Linked DNA regions of Homo sapiens: region 2 is linked to region 1. A link is a contact called in ENCODE Hi-C or POLR2A ChIA-PET data. All regions are on one chromosome and are shown on one strand. Each heading gives the region's core, a stretch centred on a gene start or an enhancer-like site at or near the end of the contact. The rest is flanking DNA. Distances are from core to core; before and after follow the strand shown.

Evidence for each region. Hi-C counts contacts between places; a loop is a spot of excess contacts on that map. ChIA-PET counts read pairs that join two places held with the same protein, here RNA polymerase II (POLR2A). Pooled maps may share reads with other maps.
Region 2: a pooled map shows a loop between it and region 1 (13-fold over the local background). The contact joins the promoter of DLEC1 here to the enhancer-like site in region 1. A Hi-C loop is called at or near these places in 1 of 37 single-sample maps with no recorded cell type and 8 of 50 pooled maps. POLR2A ChIA-PET finds 5 or more read pairs at or near these places in 2 of 52 experiments (HepG2 and PC-9).

The regions. Positions count from the first base shown.
Region 1 is chr3:37,905,073-37,909,060 of GRCh38, reverse strand. The region is part of intron 1 of CTDSPL (CTD small phosphatase like); the gene reads right to left. Among named protein-coding and RNA genes, the nearest start is that of CTDSPL, 45 kb to the right of the region's middle. RefSeq lists an enhancer at 2,268-2,317 and a silencer at 2,769-3,063. Within about 2 kb of position 2,529, at least 10 of the 41 ENCODE cell types and tissues checked have a DNase peak (open chromatin) inside an H3K27ac peak, as active enhancers do.
Region 2 is chr3:38,037,275-38,040,714 of GRCh38, reverse strand. It overlaps DLEC1 (DLEC1 cilia and flagella associated protein), which reads right to left and starts at 1,507. Exons shown (of 37, transcript NM_007335.4): 1 at 1,079-1,507. The coding sequence starts at 1,489. RefSeq lists enhancers at 713-942, 1,233-1,442.

The DNA.
Region 1 (3,988 bases), core at 1,280-3,779:
GGTTTATTTAAAGAAAAACACTTTATGTAAAATTTCGAATTCTAAAAGGGAAAACAAAATAGTTGTAGTAATTACGACAAAGACTAAATATCGATATTGAGTAAAGGCTACATATATACGGAAAAGAATAACCCAAGACCACTCCAACAGCAATATGAACAGAAATACCAATCTCTAACAAACTTGGACAATTTTCAACCTCACTATTAATCAAAGAAATGCAAAAATAAAAACAATGTACACTGGCTCTTAAATTGGCAATTAAGAACTTATAGAACACAATGCCGGTCCAAGAACACACTGCTAGTGGAAGTGTAAATTGTTACTATCCTTCTGGAAAGCAATTTAGTAATTTGCACCAAGAGTCATAGATGTGTTTGTACACTCCTTTACCCAGTAATTCAATTTCCTGTCTATCGTCAGGGATTAATTTAAAATATGAAGAAGCTATACATGCAGCATAGATACCTTCCTCTCTGCACTGCTTATAAGTGGCATAAGCAGAAAGCAGCCTAAATGTCATACAAAGAGGGAATGGCTAATAAATGTTGGTACATTTAGTCAATAAAATATTACCCAGCCATTAAAAATAATGATGACAGAGTCTACGTAGCAAAATGAAAAAATACAGTTAACTGCAACATTAGGAAAGAATAATTGAGATAAAGATATTAAAATGTTATAGAGGGTATATCAATCAAAATACTGTATGCAGTCTCTTCTTACAGGCTTAACATGCATTTGCCATACCTTCCACTTTCTATTAGGAGATTTTTTAAAAACAGAAACACATTTGGAATACTCTTGCCTGCTGTGATGGACATTCGCCCACTTGGCGGGGGCTACCAGGTGGTGAGTTTCCAAAAGTGAGCCTGAAGGGCGGCTCACAGCATCCCTTCTTTCATGTGGTTTCTAGGCAGCGTTTGTGCTGTGTTTCTGTTCTGACCCTACAAAGGGTACTTTTGTTCCATTAACCACTTGTGGTTTAGCTGCTACACTGAGGGTTATGGGGAAGCCCATGCAAACTGAACTGTAGAAGCTTTCAGACTTCTTAAAAACAAAACCCTGCAGACTTTCTGTTTGTTTTGCATCTCAGGAGCATAGGGTCGCATTTACCATGTGTGATAGTTCCTGGCACACCACTAGCCGTATCTAGGCAAATGCGCTGTATGTATACATGCTTTTTTATTTCCCTTTATCCTCACAGCCCACCTCCACTCCCCTCAACCCACAGGCAAACTTTCTAACATGCTTAAAGTATATCTTTGTGTTTACAGGAGTGCTAGAAAAATGTGCATTGTACTTTTCTGAGCACTTATTTTTAACTTATAGAAATATTAGTCTGTGCATCTCATTCTTATTTTTTCCACTAAGCTCTACGTTCTTAACATTCCCCCACACTGATACACGTACAGTTCCTAACTGCTGTGTGATAAATACACTGTGGTACACCCCCACCCAGGGCATTTAATGCTCTGTCCTCTCCCAGCCTGTCACTCTTTCATCCTTTCTCCTTCACCTCCTCCACTCATCCTGCACATGTGCTCTATATGCATATGGGTGAACAATATCAACAGTGTCAAATGAACAAGACTCAAGTTCTTTAAGTCTCTTAATTTTTTCCTTAGAGAGAAAATTGCACTTGACATTTGTAGTTTTCAAGAATGTATTTTTCATGTATTTCAAGAAGTCTCTGTGATAACTTTAATAATTAAGAATGTATAGGTTTAAAAATGCCCTTAATTTCCTTCATTCTCCTCCCTTAGACCTATTTTGAAGCAGCTGCTTTTAGAAGGCCATAAATGGCCACCTAAGACCCTCAAGGTCAGAATCTAAATTCCAGAGATGTCAGAAGGCGGCTGCTGCAGTTTGATGGCATGATTTTGTAATTTGGTATCACTTAGGTCATGCTTTGATCCTAAAATTGACACTCGAAGAGCCATATATGTCTCAGCAAGTGCACATACCAGGAAAGAACAAAAGGAAGTGGGGGTTTTTGGCAGGGACAGGAGCAGGGGTAATGTCCCTACTGGGCTCTGTGCCCTAGCTGTGACCCCTACCACAATAAAAGCTGTTTATGACTGTAACTCTCTTTAGTCCTGCATTTTACATTCAACAAAGCAGTTTGAACACAGACGCCTTCGTTTGTACCTCATAACCACTGTGTGTGGGCCAGAGTGGGTATTCTCAGCTTTGGTTTAGGAGGGAAGGAAAGGCTCAGAGGGCGAAGTGACTTTCTTAGTCACAAAGGCAGAAAGGAGTGGCAGTGACAGTCCAGCCTCAGTTGGTGGGATTGTCCCTTACCCTCTCCCCACTACTAGAGTGGGCAGCACAGCAGCACACTTTACACTCTTTGGGAATCAGGTTCCTAACAGTCTGTGTCTACCAGGGCATCAGTGGCTCTTGTCCTAAGGGACTCTGTGCCCTGGAGATCATACTGCTACCAGTTCCTCCTTCCCATGACCTTGGGGAACCATTCAGGGAGGCACCAGTGAAAAACAGGAGCTCCAAAGGGCTGGCTCCTCCCTGCTTGTGGTCATCTTTTTTCAGAGCTGGAAAAGATCTTAGGAACTTTATCCAGCAGGGTTCTGGCAGGAAACAGATGGCACTCTCAAAATGAGTAATCTGAGGAGACTTTAATAAGGGAAGCATTTATAGAACGGACCGAAGTGCAGTGGTCTGGGACCAGTAACAGTCGCACATTTACATGCCTAGGCCCAAAAGGGTGAGGAAGGAGAGGCTGCTGGACCCCTGAGACAGAGCGCCCTGTGGAGAAGGCTGCCTGCCAGGAGCCCAGACCTTTGGTGATGCCACAGGGTGGAGCCAGGAGAAATCAATACTTCCTCCGATCTCCTGTTAGTGCTCCCCACTGGGCAAAGCACACAATAGGGGCCAGGAAGCAAAGAAGCCCATTCATAGAGTCCCCACTGGTCGGCTTCCAGGGCACAGGGTAGGACAGAGAGTAGATGTGGAGGGCAAACAGAAAACATCCGGCACAAGAACTAACTAACCCAACCCTCCTGACTTGAAAGGTACTGCGCCTCTGCAGGGGAAAGGCCTGGCCCAGAAAAATCAATGGGCGATTTGCAGAGCTGAGCTGAGAACTCAATCCCTGGGTGCCAGTCCATACTCTTCTCTCCTCTTCATTGGATTTGAGAGTATCTTCTCCTATAAGCATGACTAAAACCTGGAAAAATATCAGGCTTTCAAATCAGCTGGAATTTGTTTATTTCTCTTTTATAAATGGTGTATTCCAAAGCTACTTCTCCATGGTACAGTTCCCAAAGCCTATGTTGTTCAGACCTGTGTGTTACACCTTGGACATGGGAGCCAAGGTTCTCACAATCTAAAGAAACCACAACTCAGAATAAAACACCTTGCAGCAGGTATAGGTATGCAAACACAAGTAGGTCTGGAGAACATGTCTGCACTTCTGCAGTGCCCAGCTGTGGCACAAGGAGGGAGGGGGGGAAGGAAGCCTAGCTCAGGCAGTCAGGCCCCTGGCCTTTGTGAACTGACAGAGTATTCTCCCAGCCTACTTACATACAGAAATAGCTGTGCATTGACCCACGAGTTGCCCAGGCCTGGAAAAAAACTCCAGGATATTTTAAAAATCACATGTTCTTCCAAGTCTTTTAAAACTTGACTGGAGAACTGGCTGGCTAAAAAAAGAATGAATCATTGAGATCCTTTTTGTAGGCATTATCTGAGACAAATTCAAAATCAAAGATCAAAACGTTATTTGACTCTTAATTTCCTTTATATATTCTATAAACCTTGCCCCCTTTATGAAGTAAGGCAGGCTTCCCAATTCTTTGGATAACAGGCTTGTATCAGGGAAACTGTGAAAACACTACCAATGATTAATCTTATGTAGATATTAGCATGATAGCTCTGTAACTACAAAATTAAAAACACTAGAGCATTTTTGCTCAGCTTTTTACTTTTTATATTCATTCATTCCATCTTTAAATGTTTTCTGAGTCCC
Region 2 (3,440 bases), core at 258-2,757, 130 kb before region 1:
TTTATAGGTTTATAATGCTCCATATATTCTGGCTCATGTGAATGACAGGGATGTGAGTCTGAAGTTCAAGGGCAAGGTCTGGCTGGGTAGGCTGAAGTCTTAGCAGAGTGAATGTGGTGACCCACGAATCACAGAGTACAGGATCCCAGCCAGGGGCTCTGGCTGCACTTTAAGAAGCCTATAACCCGTGGAGGCGGCGAGACTGGTCCTGTAAGTATCTCACATACTGTATAGGTATTCATTTTGTTAATGTCTATCTACCTCAGTTAGGTTGAAAGCTACAGAGGACAGGTTGCGTGTGTGAGTGTGGGTGTGCCCGAACACTGGCGTTTTTATTCACTGCTGAATCCCCACTGCCTAGAACAGAGTATGACACCCAGCAGACATTCAACAAATGTGTTAAGTGAAGGAATGACTGAAGCTAACGACGTGGGATGCATGTCACTTAAGGGGCAGGTAGAGGACAGAACAGAAAGGAGAAGAAGAAGATCTGAGAGGCAGGAAGCACACCGGGGTAAAGGATCGGGTATGGGAGGAGTGCCCACAAGTTTAAGGGAGTCTTCAGTAGTGTGGCCAGCAGAGGCCGACTCAGCACAGAGGCCGCGAGTCAGCTGGTTTTCTCCTTGTACAGATGAGGAAGCAGAGTTGCTGTTCTAGAGGCTAGACACGCTTCCTAAAATCTGCGCATGAATGGCCCAGTCAAGATTGTGGTTTGTGATACAAAGGCACCCCAAAGCCGGGTGACTTTTGGCTTTATCCTCTCCATGGAACAACTATTCAGCGGTCTGCCGCAGTCGTTCATTGATATATGCAATATATAACGTATGTGTCTAGAGAAATATAGACAGGTGCTACAGATATATGCCGCACGTTGTGTGGTATGTGTGGTATTTGCGCATGTGTGTGTATGGATAGAGCGTCCTTCCACTAGAATGTCGGGCCCACTTCGGCATGATGGGCTGTTTCTCAACTGCAGCCCCAGATCCTGGAACAGCGCCTGGCACCTGGCAGGTGCTGACGCGTGCCGAGCGCTGAGACCCCGGCACCGTCCGCAGACGCGACGCCACCGCCACGTTACCTGCTGCAGCTGGTCCACGAACTCCTCGTGGCGCTCATTCTCGCTGCCGCGGGCCTTGATCAAGCTTGCGCTCACTTCGTCGCCGATGACCTCGGCTGAGTACAAGTTGCGGAAGACGCCGGTGAGCAAGTGCGAGATATCTTGGGTGCGCAGCGAGGAGGGGCGCAGACGAAGCAGCTGAGGCTCGGGACGCTGCGCCAGCGCAAGCTGCGTGAGGCGGCGGGGCCGGGCTGCGAAGCTGTAGTGGAAGGCCTCAGAGTAGGCGAGGGAGGAATACAAGGAGGACTTCCAGGTGGGCTGGCTGGGGCTGCTGGACCCGGCTGGTGGCGAAGTTGGCGCCCACATTGTCCCCTGGCACTCGTTGGTCCGGGACGCTAAAGACCTCCGCGTTTTGGAGCTCCTGGTCTCCATGGCAACCGAGACGCCGCTAACTCCCTGCGGCACTTCGGCTTCCGGCCTCACCCCTTCCGCCTTGCCTTTCTCTCGGATCCCGTCATCGCTGTGGTCATTGTAAACATTTGTGTCTTCAGCATTGTCCTTTTAAAAGTGAGCTTACTAAGTGTGAGGACCCATGAAGAAAGGTTTAATTGACACAGCCAGGCCTATCTGCAAAACCTTGTACCTAACTACCTACCTTCATCCATTCTTTAATTTGTTAAGCAACTGTTCATTCACTCATCATATTTATTGTGTAAAGATTGTGTTTCAGGTCTGTGCTGATTGCTGAAGATACCAAAGAAGTATGATGCTGCTTCTGCCTTCAGGAAGTGCACAGTCGTGTATGTGTGTGTTTGTGATGATGGCGGTGGGTGTGGAGGTAAAAGTAAAACAACTGTACTTTAGTGGGTTAAGGCCAAGGTGGAGATAAATATTGGTTGTCATGGAACTACAAAGGAGGACAGGAACTTAGTCTGTAGAAGGAGCGATTACTTCTTGGAACAAATGAAAACCAAGCAGAGATTTCAAAGAAGGAGTAGACTGAACATCATTAGTCATCAAAGAAGTGGAAATTAAAACCACAATGCAGTACTACAGTTAGTAGAATGACAAAAAACAAAAAAGTACCTAAATAAGAGCGTGTGTGTGGTGGCTCACACCTGTAATCCCAACACTTTGGGAGGCTGAGGCACGAGGATCACTTGAAGCCAGGAGTTTGAGACCAGCCTGGGCAACATAGGGAGACCCCATCTTTACAAAATATTTAAAAATGTGGGAAGGACGGAATGAAATTCAGGAGGAGTGGAACTTAAAGAGTGTGAGGGTGGAGGAATGACACTGATAGGTTAGGGCCAGATCATAAGTGGGTTGGTAGGCCACAATAGGGAATTTGGACTTTATTTTGAGGGCAGTAGGAGGTTCATCAAGGGTCTTAAGCTGGGGCATGTCATGGTCAGCTCTGTTTTACTAAGATCATTCTGATTGCTATGAGAATAGACAGGAGAGGCAAGAGGCATCAGGAAGTTCAGTTAGGAAACTAGCACAGAAGTTAGGAAAGAGATGAAGGGAGATTGGATGAGAGAGAGGGAACTGGATTGGAGATAGATCCAAAAAGTAGAATTGATAAGACTTGCTGGTGGATAATGGGAGGTAAGAAACAGGCACCAAGAATGACTCCCAGGTATCCTGTGTGTGCAATCAGGGGGGTGATGACAGCATCACTGAGATGGAAAAGAGGACTGCATTTGTCCAGGGCAGCAGCATAACATCACATTGACTGTTGTCATTTGCACACCATGGCTTTTGCTCACAGGTGATACAACCAACCACTTTCTACTCCACACTGAGTTTGCTTGCCTTACATCCTGAAACCCACTTCCAGAGATGAGTGCTAGCATGCTTGCCCACACACCTGGGCTACTTCCACTTCTACTTCTCTTGGTTGGGCCTGGCTCTCTCTTTTGTCCTTTCCAGGACCTTTTCTGTCCTGAGAGCTGAGAAGCCAGGGCCGCCTGCCCTGGACTGTGTGCTTGAGAGGCCCATCTCTGGCTGTCCCCCGCACTCTTTCCCACAGAGTAAGAGATCACAGGGCCAAGATGATGTGCCCCGTGCCTCGCCTCCAGGCACATGGGACCCCAAAAGTATGTGCCCACATGTCCTGAGTTCATTCCAGGGCCTATGCAGGCCTCTTCTTTAAGTTTATCCTCCCAGGGCTGACTTAAAAGGGTAGCTATGGTGGGGGGAGGAGGAGGGAAGTGGAGGGAGCTTTGGCAAACAGGCATTTCTCCAATTTTCCACAAGCATGCAAGGCCCCCAGTGGTGCAGGAAGGAGCTGTGGGTAGGAAGAGGGGTGCAACAGTCTGGGGGCCTCCATTGCTCTAATGTGGCAAATGGAGCCCCAGTTGGGTGGTCTTGTCATTTAGGA